Linked DNA regions of Homo sapiens: region 2 is linked to region 1. A link is a loop called in an ENCODE intact Hi-C map of the cell type or tissue named here. Cell type or tissue: B cell. All regions are shown on one strand.

Region 1 (8,000 bases):
CTCTCCCACTTGCTCTCAGCTCCAGAGCCCAGACTTCATCCCAGCCAGCCCCTCCCTTGGACCAGAGTCCTAGAGGAGTGTGTGTGTTGTGTGAGCGGCTGAGTGGGAATCTCCACCCACCAGGCCTGCCCTTGGAGGAGGGAGGTGGGGGGCAGGATTGGCAACTCACTCCTGCCAGTTCCGGGAGCAGCTCCGGTCCAGGACATCCGTGTAGACCAACTCGCTCAGCTCCCGCCGCCCCCCAGAGTTTGAGGTATGAAGTTTGGTCTCTGCCTTTGCCAGATTTTGCCACATCTGGAACAAGGAGGGACTGGGAGGCAGGGCCTCAGGACTGCTGCTCAGTTAGGGGGAGGTGGGGAGGATAGGAGCAGAGTCTCTGGGGAAAATAAAGTGGCAAGAGAGCCGTTTGAGCAGGAAGCACCTGTGAGGCTGTTGCATGGCCCCTCCCCCAGCCCCCAAAGCTCTCTGGGATGGGGATGGGGGATGGGAAAGAAATGCTGAAGTGGTAGGTGAGGCCTGGGCACTGGGGTCCCTCGTCCAGGGCACACCTGCCCAGTGGCAAGTGTCATTTTATTTTTATTTATTTATTTATTTAGAGAGAGTCTCACGCCGTTCGTCGCCCAGGCTGGAGTGCAGTGGTACGATCTCAGCTCACTGCAGCCTCCACCTCCCAGGTTCAAGTGATTCTTCTCCCTCAGCCTCCCAGGTAGCTGGGACTACAGGTATGTGCCACCACACCCGGCTAAAATTTTGTATTTTCAGTAGTGACGGGGTTTCACCATGTTGGCCAGGCTGGTCTCGAACTCCTGAGTTCAGGCGATCGGCCCCGCTCAGCCTCCCAAAGTGCTGGGATTACAGGCGTGAGCCACCGCGCCCGGCCGGCACGTGCCATTTTAAACCACAAGAGCAAGGTAAGAAAAACTGGAGCCCAATATTCAATCACACAAGTACTCCCAGGCCCCCACCTCACAGAGACACTGGCACGCAGGCATGCTCAGCAGGTGTGTGTGTGAAGCCAGACACACGCATACTCACGTGCAGGCGCTCACACGTGTGCACTTGCACCATGTACACATAGCCAAAGCCGCCCCGTCAGGGTTGGGGAGGGAGTCCGGACTCAAGGATGGGCCTGGAAAGGGAGAAGTCTAAGGACAAGTGAGTGATTCCCTGGGGTCTCAAAATACTGAGGAGGTCTCCCAGATTGTCTGCTGTTAGGCAGGCAGATGGGTAAACTGAGGCATGGAATATATGAAAGGCTGCATCTGTGGCTTGATGCCCAGTGGTAGGGATTGGGGATCAAAGGCCGGTGGTGGAATGTGAGGTGGGTGGAGGGGTCTGGCTTGAGAAGGGGTGTGAGCAGGGCAGGGTGACAGTGGTGAAGGACTCACCTGGTAAGCCACAGCTCTGCAGGCATCACAGCGCAGGTGAGCGGGCATGTGGGCTGAGTACATCTCCTCATCATCCAGTTGTGGGGCTGTGGCTGTGAGTGGCGCCCTGTCCCCGAGGCCCCCTGGGATGGCCCAGGCTCCCAGCAGCAGCAGCAGCAGTGGCAGTGACAGCCTCATGGCCCCAGGAGCCAGTTCAGCAAGTGTAGTCTGTGGTTGAGGTGCAGATGTGTGTGTGCTTGTGTGGTGTGGGGACCGCCACAGAACACCTGGCCTAGACCAATGGGGAACTGACACCTCACCCCTCCCATCCTCCTCCCACTCCCTCCTCCAGGGCCCCGAAGATGCCACGTGGGCATTGTCCTCTAGCTGGACCCTGGCTCCAGCCATCTCAGCTCCATTTCACAGATAGGGAGCACTGAGGCAAGGAGAGGGGCTGGGCCTAGGCAGGAACACATAGGGGCCGATACTGCCCACATCCTGTGATCTGGCCAAGTGGCAGGCACTGTGCTGAGTGCCTTGTGGGAAGAGTTGGTTGGCTGCCGTCATCTTTTTTTGTTTCATTGACCTTTCTGAGAAATGAGACTGTCATGTTTATTCTGCCTCTTCCGACACAAAGGCTCAGAGAGAGGTGACAAATCCAAGGCCACATAGCTAGAGGGGCCATGCTGAGAAACCCAAGCCTGATTGACCCCAAGGCTCCCTGGCCACTCAACCACCAGAAGGAATGAGGTGTGGCTGCCAGCCTCCTGGGAGGCAAGTTCAGGGAGACAGGGATGCTACAGTGTTTCCAAGACACACATGGTCTCCTTCCCTAGCCCTGAGGTCCCCTCCACCCAGGCCATACCCAGGCGTGGAAGGGCACTGTGGAGGGTGTTGAGAGGCTGTGGCAGGAAATCAGGCACCTCACACCAGTTATTTCAGCCATGATGGCTCCATGGTCAGTGATTTATTACACACCAGGATGAGGTAAAGACACCTGGGGTGGCCCCAGGGCCCTCCATGCCATCGGAGCTGGCATCTCCAGCTAGAAAATGGCCAGTTGTTCTGATTCGTAGCTCTCCTAGTCAGCTTCCAGTCCAGGGCAGAGGGCAGGGACTGCTAGGGACCTGGGCCCCCTGACAGGCCTGGAACAACGAAGGCATCCATCCCCATCCCTGCCACTGCTTCTCATGGAAACTGTCCTTCCCAAACTCATCACATCACACACCAGGCTGGCAAGGGCCAGCCATTTCCGGTTCAGAACTATATACAGACCCCCACGCACACCACCTCCCACCTCATGCAGACCCCCCTCATCTCCCTCAGAGGCTCCTGGAATCTCAGGGCAACTGAAGTGCAGGCTCTGGGCCCTGTCCCTTGCTGTGACTGGTCTGTAGGGCCAGCCCCTCTCTGGCCATTGTTGCCACATCTGTTACTGGGGAGTGGAACCTGCCAAGAGCTTCAGATCCCTCTGGATACTCCACCAGGGGTATCGCTTCTACTGCTGGCCCTAACCCACCTTCTGGCCACACAGAGGGGTCAAGAGGCTCCTGTGGGACAAGAGCCCAACCCTCCCTCTTCTCAGAGCTTCCTGATGACCATTTCACCTACTCCCGATGTAGGGGGTGGGGGACTGAAGCCCCACCCCTGGCCCAAAAATGAGTCAGCTCAGCTCTGAGGGCCAGGCTCCCCATCTTCCCACCCCAAGTTCCAGGCTAACCCCCAACCCAGGCCCTCCCTGTATTCCTTGCTTTGCCTCCACCTGCTGTCCCCCGCCTTAGCTCTTTCTCGGAGCCAGCCTGGCCTGGGCTGTACTGGCCACTTTCCCCCCAGTAACCTCCAGGGCCAAAGCTCAGCTCCTCTTCCTAAGAGCAGACTCGACAGCCAGAGTCCTTCCTGCCACCTCACCAGGGGCACTGGCCAGCCTCACCTCAGCTGGGCCCACCATCAGGGAGGGCAGACAGTTCCCCGCCCTGTCTCCTGCTGCTCCCGTTCCTGCTGCCCCACGGCAGCCACAGCACCTCCTCTGATCGGCTCCTGGGGACAAGCCCAGGGATGCCTCACTTTCCCTATTTGCTTGCCCGCATATACACATATACACACACCCACACACCACACCACACCACGCCCTGGGAATGCCTGGGAAAGGGATACATAATTTTGTTGGGGGAGGAAGTAGGCAGCCACTTCCTGGGTGACTCCAGCTCCACCAGCCTCGGGGCTCAGATTCATTCTCTGAAGATCACTTCCTGTCCGACGACTGACTGGGATGGGTTAAAGACAGAGGCGACGGAAGGAGAGGAGGGTAGGGGCTTGGATGCCAGAACCTCCCAGGCATCCAAGGGCTCCAACTCCATGGGGATCGGCCCGGGGCCTCACAGCGGGAACAATGAACCCTTGCCGGGCTGGGTGGGACCTGAGCTGGAGGGCGGCGCACAGAGGAGCAGAGGAGGTGCGGGGTTGGGGGTCCCGCTCACCGGCAGGTAGTAGGTCCCGTCCAGGGGCCCTGCCTCAGAGACCCAGGGTAGCTGGGGGCTGCCGAGGGCCTGCGGGCCCGGGGACGGTGGCAGAGAGAGGCTGGGTATAGGCCCATAGGCGGGCGGGTAGAGGCCGAGCCCCAGGGCCAGAGGGGTGTAGACGCGGTGGGGCGGCCCGGGAGACGAGGGCGGCAGCAACACCTCCACGTACTGCCCACTCTCAGGGTCGAAGAGCACCCGCAGCCGAGGCTGCCGCGGCGCCTCCACAAAGTAGTAGCGGCCGCTCTCGGGGTCCACCAAGACCTTCCCCAGGGGCGCGGCCCCGGGCTGCCTGCGCGCTCCCTGGGAGGGGCTTTGCGGGGACCGGTCCGTGGGAGGCGCCGAGGCAGCGCGGGGCTGGGCTGGGGCCGTCCTGCCCGCCAACGCCAGGGGCTCCCGCGGGAGTGGCGCCTGGACGGCAGCCGCGGGCTCGGGGGCCGTAGGTGGTGTCTTCGGTTTGGGTGCTATCCCAGGGCTCGGGCTGGCTTGCATCTGAGGGGAGCCGGGGCGGGGCGATCGGACCCCTGCTGGCCCTACGGGGGAGCGCTGGGATGAGCTGCGGGCGCCGCCTAGAGGGCTGGTCCGACCGTCGCCGTCGGGGACCAGGCGCTGGGCCTCTACATCCCTGTTCTCTCCTCCAGGGCCGCGCGCTCGCACTCGCGAGGTTACCTCGGGCCGGCGACCCAAGGCCAGGGCCCCAGGCAGGCGGATCTCTGTGCGCTTGAAGGGCTTCGCCGTGCTGTTCTCTGCCCTCCGCCGCAGGACCCCGTTGGGCTGTGAGGCGTCCCGGGCGACCGTGTCGAAGGACGGTTCAGGAGGCTCGTAGGGGTGCGGCACCACCGGTAGAAAATCCTTGATGAAAACGGAAGTGTAGTGAGCCGGGGCGGGGGGCCCCAGTGCTGGCGGCTCTTGCGTCTTGGATTCGCCGCCCTCCTCCCCGCAGGGGTCGGCAGGAGGCGCAGGCAGCCCAGAGCCTTGTGCTCCTGCCGGGAAGCCTGGCGCGTACGTGGTCTTCACCAACTTGCGCACGTCTCGAGGCCGCGGAATGGCCATGCGCGGGCGTCCCGAGGCCGCCTCTCCAGGACCCAAGACTTCCGGGCACTTATCCGCGTCCAGGGTGCCCACAGGGTGGCTGCCGGGCGGCTCGGGTGCTGCTACCTCTGGGGACTGCTGACTCCCTCCAAAGGCAAGATCTGAAATTTCCCGCGTGGATGGACTCTGCATCTCTGTTGGTTCTGGAGTGCCGGGTGCGGACGGTGTAGGCGGTGCCAACTCCTCCTGAGTTAACCCATTCTGAGCTTCCTGAGTAAATGCTATCGATGAGCCCGGCCCCATGGGATCCCATGTCTCTTGGGGAGATGGGCCCCAAGTTCCAATAGGACGATCTGGAGCCTCCCACGGGAAGAAGGCCGGCGGGGACGGGCTGCTACGTGGCTCCACCGCATCCGCGACTGCCGAATGTGGAATCTCCCACAGGGAAGGGGCTTCGAGGGACGGGCTCCTTTCCCCAGCAACACACTGATTCCACTGGGAAAGGATCGGAGGGGAAGGGCTTCTCCTGCTGACAGTTTCCTCGACGGCAGGATTTTGATTTTCCCACTCGGAGGAGGCTTCAGGGAACAATGGGCTACTCACCCTCCGAGTAGTCCGATCCCACGGGGACAGGTTCTGGGGCGACGGGCAGCGAGGACCCCGTACAGCCCCATTTGGAGTCTGCCGTGGCGGGGACGGGCTCCTTGGCCTCACAGCCCTACTCGGAACCTCCGAGGGGATCCTACACTCAAAAGGCGGACTCCGTGCCCTCTGAACAGTTCGATCCGGCGCCTCTCGCGGGAACCGAGTCTTCCGCGCCTCCTGGATCTTCTCCTCTGACTGAAGGAAGATGCTGGAACTAACAGGACCCAGCGGCTCCGTCCCGGGCGCAGGCTTGTCGCGCCGAATCGCGCGCTCGCGGAGGCTGGGCCACGGCCTCGGGGCCTTGGCGGGGGCCGAATTATCTCGTACGCGAAGTGGCCGAGACTTAGCCTTCTCCAGGACCACGTGGGTGCTGCGGGCCGTTTCCCGGGTCTCAGGTTCCGACCGCCCCGTGGACCCGAAGGTGGCGCTGCTCGGGGCCGGGGCCTCGGGGCTCAGTTTTCTGGCCAACGCCGTCTGCACGAAGCCCGCGGCGGCCTGCAGGGGGCCCAGCGACTCGTCCAGGGAACCGGTGCGCAGGAGCAGCCGGGGGCGCGGCGCGCCGGCCGCCCTTGGGGGACTCTGGGGCCGGGGGCGCAGCTCGATCTGACGCTTGGGCACTGTCCGGGGCCTGGCGGGCGCGGCGCCCTCCTCCAGAGCCACCTCCACACACTCGAACTGCGCTGGGGCGGCAGGACTTGGCCCACGGGGCCGCAGCTCTAGGTAGGTGGCCCAGCGGGAGCCACCATCGGGGACCTGGGACTGGCGTGGGACCGCGGCGGGAGACGCTGGCCCCGGCGGCAAGGGGCTGATGAAGGCCGGCTCCGTGAACTGTTGTTGCGCCTCGCGATCGTCTGCGCCGGAGCAGCCGAACAGGGGTCCGACGCCGAAGATGACTTCCATCTCCCCCGACGGCAGCGTGCGCAGCTGGGGCTGGGGTGGCCGTGGGCCGGAACCTGGGCCTCGCGGGAAACCCGAGCCGGGCCCGTGCCGCTGGCGGCTATTCTGGGCGCTGACGGACAGGCGAGGCTGCGCGCCCGCCCCCCGCCCAGGAGCCACCCAGGGCCAATTCGCTGGGCCTTTCGCGTCCGGCCCAACGTCCGGGGGCTCCGGAGAACCTGGAGCCGTGTAGTAGGAGCCTGACGAACCGGAGGAGTCCTGGCGCCGCGCGGGGGCCGTGGGCAGCTGCCTCGGGATCCCAGGCAGGGCTGGCGGGGCGAGCGCGGTCAGCATGGTGGGGCCGGACGCCGTGCACTATCTCCCTCGCATTCGCCTCCGCTGGTGGCGCCGGCACTGTCCCCGCCCCGCCCGAGGATGCCGTGGGGGTCACCGCGCCTTAAAGCGGCCGCGTCCACTCCTGAGCCAGCGGCGCCGGCAGCAGAAAAGACCTGGGCCCTGCACCCTTCCCTGTCCAGCCCCCATGCCCAACTAACCCCCTTCTCAGGCACAAGCCGGAGTACCTGGGGTGGGCTCCAAGCTTTGGCTGACAGGCAGGTGAGGGAATGGCAGGCCCAACTTTCAAAGCCTTGGAGCCAGGAGTTAGGCCCAACTCCACCTATCACAGGTGAGGAAACTGAAGCCCAGCAGGGATCCGCCTGAAGTCAGGCACTGCTGTGTGCAGTTCAGGCTGTGAGCGGGTGAACCAGACCTTCAGGCCAGGAGACTCAGGTAGGGCCAGCAATTTCATCTTCCCCTCAGCCCCGGGTGCCTTAGCATCACTGCAGGGGACCCCCATTGCCATTGCTGGCCTCAGCTAGAGCTCTTAAGGGTGCACACACCACCTTTCTTGACCCCAGTTACACTCTTCCTGATCCCCTTCAGTAGAGTGAGGAGCACCGCTAGAGGCTTCCCTGACTCCTCAGGGCCTCAGGAAGGTACTACCACTGGCTGGACCCACTGCCCTCGGTGGGACCTATTGGAAGGAGCTGGAGTGGACAGCTCTAGCTTTCAGTCTGCCTCAGCACCTAGAACAGGCCCTGGATACCGATGTGGGGTCCTACAGGAAGCTTCGAAGTAGCTTGTGGTCCCAGCTCCAAAGGCCCCTGCGGCCAGAACAGCCCTGTGCTCCCCCAGGTATTCACAAGGCCCTAACTTCAGCCCCCACAGCCTTAGGACCTGCCCTGGGGACAGGCGCTGGTGGGGAGGCAACCACCACCTGTCATTGTCTTACAACTGTGGGCACCACTTGCCCTTAAACTTCTGGCTTCAAGGTCCTGCTATGACTCAGGCCCCAGCTGGCCCTGGAGCAAGAGCACTGCCCCCTCCTGTGCACTTGGCCTCAAACCGACCCAGGACAGGCTACACTGGGCTAATCTGACCCCTGAAGTGGGTCCTCTGCCTGGGTGTGTCCCCATGATCACCTAGGGGGCACTCGGTGATGGCTTCTGAAAAAATGTTGCTGCTCCATCCCATCCAGCCCTGCCTGTGCAACTTGTGCAAATTG
Region 2 (8,000 bases), 140 kb before region 1:
ACTGCCCTTCAATCTAGGGAGGAAAGAGCAAGGCTATTGCTTTATGGAGGGAGGGAAGGAGGGAAAGGAGAAGGGGAGGTATATAAAGATCAGAGATCTGGAACAAGAGGAATGAATGAGAGGGGAAGAGACAGGGCTCCGAAAGGGAAAGCTTTAGGCAAGGGGGGCAGAAGGAAAGGACAGGAAAAAGGAAAGCTGGGCCAGATGCGGTGGCTCACGCCTGTAATCCCAGCACTTTGGGAGGCTGAGGCAAGCAGATCACCTGAGGTTGGGAGTTCGAGACCAGCCTGATCAACATGGTGAAAACCCATCTCTACTAAAAATACAAAATTAGCCGGGTGTGGTGGTGCATGCCTGTAATCCCAGCTACTTGGGAGGCTGAGGCAGGAGAATCACTTGAACCTGGGAGGTGGAGGTTGCGGTGAGCCGAGATCGCGCCATTGTACTCTAGCCTGGGCAACAAGAGCAAGACTCCGTCTCAAAGGAAAAAAAAAAAGAAAAAGAAAAAGAAAGAAGAAAGGAAAACTCAGTAGCCAAGGGTGAAAGAAATGGATGATTCTGCAGGAAATGTGGCTTGCTGCTGGGGAATAGCCCTTGGCTGCAAGAATGAGCAAGATTCAGATGTCTTTTTGGCGGGTGCCAAGCTCTTCTTGTCTTTGTAGTTGGTCAAGAGAGATTGGGAGAATAAGGAGAGTCACAGGGCACAGGGGTCCTTTTAAGCCCACTTTTGAGGTGGGATCAAAAGCCTCTCTGGATCTCTTCCAGCCACATCCCACCATTCTCCATCAACCTTTATCCAGAGAGCACATGGGCTCTAGAGCCATCAGGACTGAGCTCTACCAATCCCTGGGTCTGGATCCTTCTCATCCAGAGGTTTAGGTTCTGCCACTAACTTAGCTGGATGGTTTTAATCCTCAAAACTCTCAGCCTTGGTTCTTGGTTTCTCGCTTTTTTTCTTTTCTTTTTTTTTTTTTTTTTTGAGACAGGGTCTAGCTCTGTTGTCCAGGCTGGAGTGCAGTGGCACAATCCTGGCTCACTGCAACCTTCTGCCTCTCAGGCTCAAACCATCCTCCTACCTTAGCCTCCTGAGTAGCTGGAAATACAGGTGTGTGCCACCATGCCCGGCTAATTTTTTGTATTTTTTGTAGAGATGGGGGTTCCACCATGTTGCTCAGGCTGGTCTTGAACTCCTCAGCTCAAGAGAGCTGCCCACTTTGGCCTCTCAAACTGTTGGGATTACATGTGTGAGCCACTGTGCCCAGTGGGCCTTGGTTTCTCTATTGGTGAACTGAGAATTTGTGGTCGGGTGTGGTGGCTCATGCCTGTAATCCCAGCACTTTGGGAGGCGGAGGTGGGTGGATCACTTGAGGTCAGGAGTTTGAGACCAGCCTGGCCAACATGGTGAAATGCCATCTCTACTAAAAAACAAACAAACAAACAAACAAAAATTAGCGAGGCATGTTGGTGCATGCCTGTAATCCCAGCTACTTTGGAGGCTGAGGTAGGATAATTGCTTGAACCCAGGAGGCAGAGGTTGCAGTGAGCCAAGGTTGTGCTACTGTACTGCAGCCTGGGCGACAGAGCAAGACTGCATTTCAAAAAATAAAAATAAAAAAAGGCGAGGGGGTGGAATTTGCTTACTTATCCAACAAATATTTACTGATTATATGCCAGAAATTGTGCTGTGGGGTTGTCTTTTCAACAGAAAACAATATACACAATAGTCCTTTCCTTCAAAGAGCACACAGTCCAACAATGGTAACAAAACACCCTCTAAGAAATGGACCCTGCCTGCACTAGGATAATAATGATGAGAGTCGCTGTCTGCCAGGCACTGTGCTCAGCGCTTACATCCATTAAGTCCTACAATCCTCACGGTGACCTGGTGAGGAAGGTCCTGTTAACTGCTGTCGTTGCCCAGGTGAGAACACCTTAGTTGGGAGGCAGCCTCCTGGACACATCCCATCGTTTTACTGTTTCATTTTCTTCATTGTATGTGCTGCTGTCTAAAATGGGTTTATTAACTCACTTACCTGTTTATTGCCTGCTCACAATTATATCCCCAGCACCAGGCCGGGCGCAGTGGCTCACACCTGTAATCCCAGCACTTTGAGAGGTCATGGCAGGTGGATCACTTGAGGTCAGGAGTTGGAGACCAGCCTGGTCAACCTAGCGGAAACCTCGTCTCTACTAAAAATACAAAAATTAGCCAGGGATGGTGGCACATGCCTGTAATCCCAGCTACTTGGGAGGCTAAGGCATGAGAATGGCTTGAACCCGGGAGGCGGAGGTTGCAGTGAGCTGAGATTGCACCACTGCACTCCAGCCTGGGCAACAGAGTGAGACCCTGTCTCAAAAAAAAAAAAAAATTATAACCCCAGCACCTTGAACAGTCTCTGACCCAAAGTCAGTTCTTTTTTTTTTTTTTTTTTTTTTTTTTTTTTTTTTTTTTTTGAGACGGAGTCTCGCTCTGTCACCCAGGCCGGACTGCGGACTGCAGTGACGCAATCTCGGCTCACTGCAAGCTCCGCTTCCCGGGTTCACGCCATTCTCCTGCCTCAGCCTCCCGAGTAGCTGGGACTACAGGCGCCCGCCACCGCGCCCGGCTAATTTTTTTTTTTTGTATTTTTAGTAGAGACGGGGTTTCACCTTGTTAGCCAGGATGGTCTCGATCTCCTGACCTCATGATTCACCCGCCTCGGCCTCCCAAAGTGCTGGGATTACAGGCGTGAGCCACCGCGCCCGGCACCAAAGTCAGTTCTTAATAAATATCTGTTTAAGGAATGAAGGAATGGAAGGACGAGAAGCTCATGGGGAGCCATCGCCGCCCTGCCTCTCCCGCGGGGTGCCAGTGAGAGTGAACTGAGTGCAGATGCTGAAGCTGCTATATCGCTCTCTAGAAACAGAGGGGACAATGATCAGCTGGCATTTATTTCAGAGAAATGCATTTTCTCCTTATTACTTTTCAGCTGTTTTCTTTTTTTTTTTAAATAACTTTCCTCAGACATTCTGCCCCTTCCTGCCCCGATTCATTCTGCATCCTCTAATAGTGTTATCCTCAGTTTTTCTAGCTCTCTGTTGTCCTTTTGGCTTTCCTGCTTCTTTGTTTCTCTTTCCCATGCCTCTCTGGAGGGAAGCTCACCCAGCTGAATTGTAACTGGTGATTTCCAAGGCCAAGAGGAAGTTCATTTTCACGCCAAAGTCTTCTGCCGGCAGAGGGCACTTTTCTCCATCTGTAAAATGGGCGGAGTATTTTGCAGGGTTTTTTGAATCAGTGCTGGTGAGTCTGTGGGAGAGGGGCCTCAGGACCACAGCACTCACATTTCCCCTGTAGCCAGAGGCTTGCCAAAGCCTTGGCCACAGGAGCCCCATACCCCAACAGAACAATTTCCTCTCCCTCTGTAGGTGCTATTTAGTGTTACAGTAATACTAGTTTGAGGATAAAAGGCCTCAGCATTTTGAGAACTCCTCAATCCACTGCATGGCAGGGTCTGCTGGGGGTATAACCAGCAAGACCATGAGTTAAGTGCAGGAGGGGCTTGTCACATAGGACCAGCAGTGTGTCGGGGTAGATGGAAATGTAGGTCTTGAAATTCAGACAGCTCTGAGTTTGACCTGGCTCAGCCACCTCCTCCGAGCCTCACAGAAGGATGGTTGCTGTTAAAGTGGGCACAGAAACACCTCTGGGCTTTTGAGAATGCTGTACTTTCTGCCTAACAGTCCCTTTCTCTCTTCTCTGTTTAGCTAACACTAAGTCTCCTCTTTGGTACTTTGCCCAAATCAGGCATTCCTCCCAGCACCCTCAGAATCCCTATGCTGAACCAGCTGTAGAACTTAGCCCGTCATGTTGGAATTATTTCTTGCAGGAATGTCCAACCCACCCAACTCAGCACCTCAAAGTCAAGAAATGAGTTTTCTCTTCCTTATAAGCCCTGAGCCAAGCCACATACTGAGCATAAAAGAATAATGTTCAAACCCAGAGATTTTCATTTCCTCCTCTTGAAACGCTGCTCCTTGCTCTATTGTACTAAGCACCCACTATGCATCAGGCACCCTAAATGTGTTGTCTTATTTAATCTTCATAATGGCCCTTTAGTTAGAGATTAAATTAGATAATAACCATTATCTCTCACCTGGACTATGGAAAGAGCCTCCTGCTGAAGGAACACTGCGTTTTTCCTCATCTGACATGCAGCTTCCACTCTTGCCACCTATAGTCTATTCATACAGCAACCAGAGTGATCCTTTTATTTTTTATTTTTTATTTTTTTTGAGACGGAGTCTTGCTCCATCACCCAGGGTGGGGTGCAGTGGCACGATCTTGGCTCACTGCAACCTCCACCTCCCGGGTTCAAGCAATTCTCATGCCTCAGACTCTCAAGTAGCTGGGATTACAGGTGTCCGCCACGAGGCCTGGCTAATTTTTCTGTATTTTTAGTAGAGACAGGGTTCTACCATGTTGGCCAGGCTGGAGACCTCAGGTGATCCGCCTGCCTCAGCCTTTCAAAGTGCTGGGATTACAGGCGTGAGTCACCAGGCCCGGCCAAGTGATCTTTTTAAAATCATGTCTTGACTGGGTGCGGTGGCTCACGCCTGTAATCCCAGCACGTTGGGAAGCCAAGGCGGGTGGATCACTTGAGGTCAGGAGTTTGAGACCAGCCTGGCCAACATGGTGAAACTCCGTCTCTACTAAAAATACAAAAAATTAGCCGGGTATGGTGGCTTGTGCCTGTAATCCCAGCTACTTGGGAGGCTGAGGCAGGAGAATCGCTTGGACCCAGGAGGTGGAGGTTGCAGTGAGCTGAGATTGCACCACTGCACTCCAGTCTGGGTGACAGAGTGAGGCCCCCATCTCAAAATAAATAAATAAATAAATAAATAAATAAAATAAAATCAGTTCTCTCCTCTGCTCAAAGCCCTTCAATGGCTCCCCATTTCACCCTACGTAAAATCCAAATTCCTTACCATGTCCTACAAAGCCCCACATTAACTTCCTTACTCTCAATCCACAAACTTTGACCTCATGCCCTAACACTCTTCCCCCTTGCTGTCTCTGGCAAGCCACATGGGATTTCTGACTATTCCTCAAACATTGCTACTCACACTCCTGCCTCAGGTCCTTTGCACTGGCTGTCCCCTGTGTCTACAAAGCTTTACCCATGATACCCCCACAGTTTGCTCCTTTCCTTATTTCAAGTCTTTGTTCAAATGTCACTTCGTTAGGGAGGTCTTCCTTGACCCTTTCGTGGTGTTTTTAAAATATGCCCACAAAGGCCAAGAGTGGTGGCTTATGCCTGTAATCCCAGCACTTTGGGAGGCCAAGGTGGGCAGATCACTTCAGCCCAGGAGTTCGAGACCAGCCTGGGCAACATAGCAAAACCCCATCTCTACAAAATATATATATAAAAATTAGCCAGGCATGGTGGCGTATGTCTGTAGTCCCAACTACTCGGGAGGCTGAGATGGGAGAATCACTTGAGCCCAGGAGGTTGAGGCTGCAGTGAACTGTGTTCATGCCACTGTACTCCAGCCTAGGTGACCCCCCAAAATAAATAAATAAATAAAGCCTACAGTGTGACCCTCAAAAATAAGCACATAAAATATGCCCACAAATTCTTTGATATTCCTTCCTTCAAGAGCTAGAACTAACTCCACTCCCCTTAACTGTTATATGTACTTACTGACGCCTTTCTAAAGAATGGAATGGAAGTAATGGTGTGTGACTTCTAAGACAAAGTAATAAAAGGCATTATGCCTACCCCAGTCTGCTCATGAGAAAGCATCAGACAAACCCAAATTGAGGGATGTTCTACAAAAGATCTGATCAGTACTCTTCAAAATTGTGAAGGTCACAAAAAAGATGAACTGAGAAACTGTCACAGATTGAAGGAGACTACAGAAACATGATGACTAAATTCAACATAATATCCTAGATGGGATCTTAGAACAGAAAAAGAACATTAATTGAAAAACTGGTGAAATCTGAAAAAAGTTTCGTTAACAGTAATGTACCAATTTTTTTTTTTTTTTTTTTTTTTGAGGCAGGGTCTCGCTCTGTTACCCGGGCCGGAGTGCAGTGTAGCAATTTCTGCTCACTGCAGCCTCTGCTGCCCAGGTTCAAGTGATTCTCCTGCCTCAGCCTCCCGAGTAGCTGGGATTACAGGCATGCGCCACCACATCTAGCTAATTCTTATATTTTTAGTAGAGACGGGGTTTCACCATGTTGGCCAAGATGGTCTCAATCTCCTGACCTCGTGATCCGCCAGCCTCGGCCTCCCAAAGTACTGGGATTACAGGCGTGAGCTACCACGCCCGGCCCCCAGTGTTAATTTATTAGTTTTGGCAAATGTACTATGGTTATGTAAGATATTAACATTAGAGGAAAGCTGGGTGAAATGTACATGGGACTATAGAAACTCAGTATACTATCTTTGCAACTTGTCTGTGAATCTGAATTTATTCCAAAATGAAAAGTTAAAGAAAATGCATTGTGGCTTCCTCCTTGCCCTCCTTCTTGGAGAACATGCTGCCATGTCATAAGTACACTCAAACAGTCCTGTGGGGAGGTCCACATGGTGAGCAACTGAGGCCTCCAGCCACAGCCATATGAATGAGCTGTCTTGGGAGCAGATCCCTCCAGCTCTAGTTAAGCCTTCAGATAATTGTGATCCTAGCTGACATCTTTTTTTTTTTTTTTTTTTTTGAGACAGAGTCTTCCTCTGTCACCAGGCTGGAGTGCAGTGGCATGATCTTGGCTTACTGTAACCTCCACCTCCTGGGTTCAAGCCATTTTCCTGGCTCAGCCTCCCGAGTAGCTGGGATTACAGGCACCCACCGCCACACCCAGCTAATTTTTGTATTTTTAATAGAGATGGGGTTATCACCATGTTGGTCAGGATGGTCTCGATCTCCTGACCTCATGATCCGCCCGCCTCGGCCTCCCAAAGTGCTGGGATTACAGGCGTGAGCCACCGCGCCCGGCGTCTTTTTTTTTTTTTAGACAGAGTTTTGCTCTTGTTGCCTAGGCTGGAGTGCAATGGCGCGATCTTGGCTCACTGCAACCTCTGCCTCCCGGGTTCAAGCAATTCCGCGTCAGCCTCCCATGTAGCTGGGATTACAGGTGCCCACCACCACACCCGGCTAATTTTTTTTAATTTTATTTTTAGTAGAGACAGGGTTTCGCCATGTTGGCCAGGCTGGTCTCGAACTCCTGACCTCAGGTGATCCACCCGCCTCGGCCTCCCAAAGTGCCGGGATTACAGGCATGAGCCACCATGCCCGGCCACTGACGTCTTTTTTTTTTGAGGCGGAGTCTCGCTCTGTCACCCAGGTTGGAGTTCAGTGGCGCGATCTCGGCTCACTGCATGCTCTGCCTCCCGGGTTCACGCCATTCTCCTGCCTCAGCCTCCTGAGTATCTGGGACTACGGGCGCCTGCCACCACGCCTGGCTAATTTTTTTTGTATTTTTAGTAGAGACAGGGTTTCACCGTGTTAGCCAGGATGGCCTCGATCTCCTGACCTCGTGATCCACCTGCCTCGGTCTCCCAAAGTGCTGGGATTACAGGCGTGAGCCACCGTGCCTGGCCACTGACATCTTTTAACTGCAACCTCAAGAGAAATCTTGAGTCAGAACCACCCAGCTAACTCCTCCTGAATTCCTGACCCTCAGAAATCATTAAGAGATAATAAATGATCACTGTTGTTTTAGGCCTTTAAGGTTTATTTTATTTTATTTTGTATTTTTTAATTTTTTTGAGACAGGGTCTCACAAAATCTCTACTCACTGGAATCTCTGCCTCACAGGCTCAAGTGATCCTCCCACCTCAGCCTCCCAAGTAGCTGAGACTACAGGCCCACACCACCATGCCCGGCTAATTTTTGTATTTTTTGTAGAGACAGGGTTTTGCCATGTTGCCCAGGCTTGTCCCAAATTCCTGGACTCAACCCATCTGCCCGCCTCGGCCTCCCAAAGTGCTGGAATTACAGGCATCAACCACCAC

Evidence for each region. Hi-C counts contacts between places; a loop is a spot of excess contacts. Peaks named below come from ENCODE experiments on the same cell type or tissue, not always from the same donor. Only the 100,000 strongest peaks of a DNase experiment are listed, where the experiment ranks them.
Region 2: it touches region 1 in a loop (27-fold over the local background); 5 of 110 quality-filtered maps call a loop at or near these places.

What each region holds. Positions count from the first base shown.
Region 1 is chr5:139,388,292-139,396,291 of GRCh38, forward strand. MZB1 (marginal zone B and B1 cell specific protein) reads right to left here and starts at 1,622. Exons shown (of 4, transcript NM_016459.4): 1 at 1,389-1,622; 2 at 170-294. The coding sequence starts at 1,565. It overlaps PROB1 (proline rich basic protein 1), which reads right to left and starts at 6,813. Exons shown (of 1, transcript NM_001161546.2): 1 at 2,301-6,813. The coding sequence starts at 6,790. The coding sequence ends at 3,743. It also overlaps a transcript of SPATA24 not described here. RefSeq lists enhancers at 1-306, 307-854, 855-1,402, 1,379-1,788, 3,449-3,743 and 3 more and silencers at 2,759-2,808, 4,079-4,488, 6,039-6,328. In B cell, CTCF peaks have their summits at 4,452 (motif pointing left), 4,652, 6,045 (motif pointing right) and 6,244; DNase peaks (open chromatin) are centred at 400, 1,640, 4,470, 6,010 and 1 weaker place; H3K4me3 peaks cover 5,189 bases; H3K27ac peaks cover 5,266 bases.
Region 2 is chr5:139,248,214-139,256,213 of GRCh38, forward strand. No RefSeq gene overlaps it. Among named protein-coding and RNA genes, the nearest start is that of SNHG4, 22 kb to the right of the region's middle. In B cell, CTCF peaks have their summits at 3,213 (motif pointing right) and 3,414; a DNase peak (open chromatin) is centred at 3,208.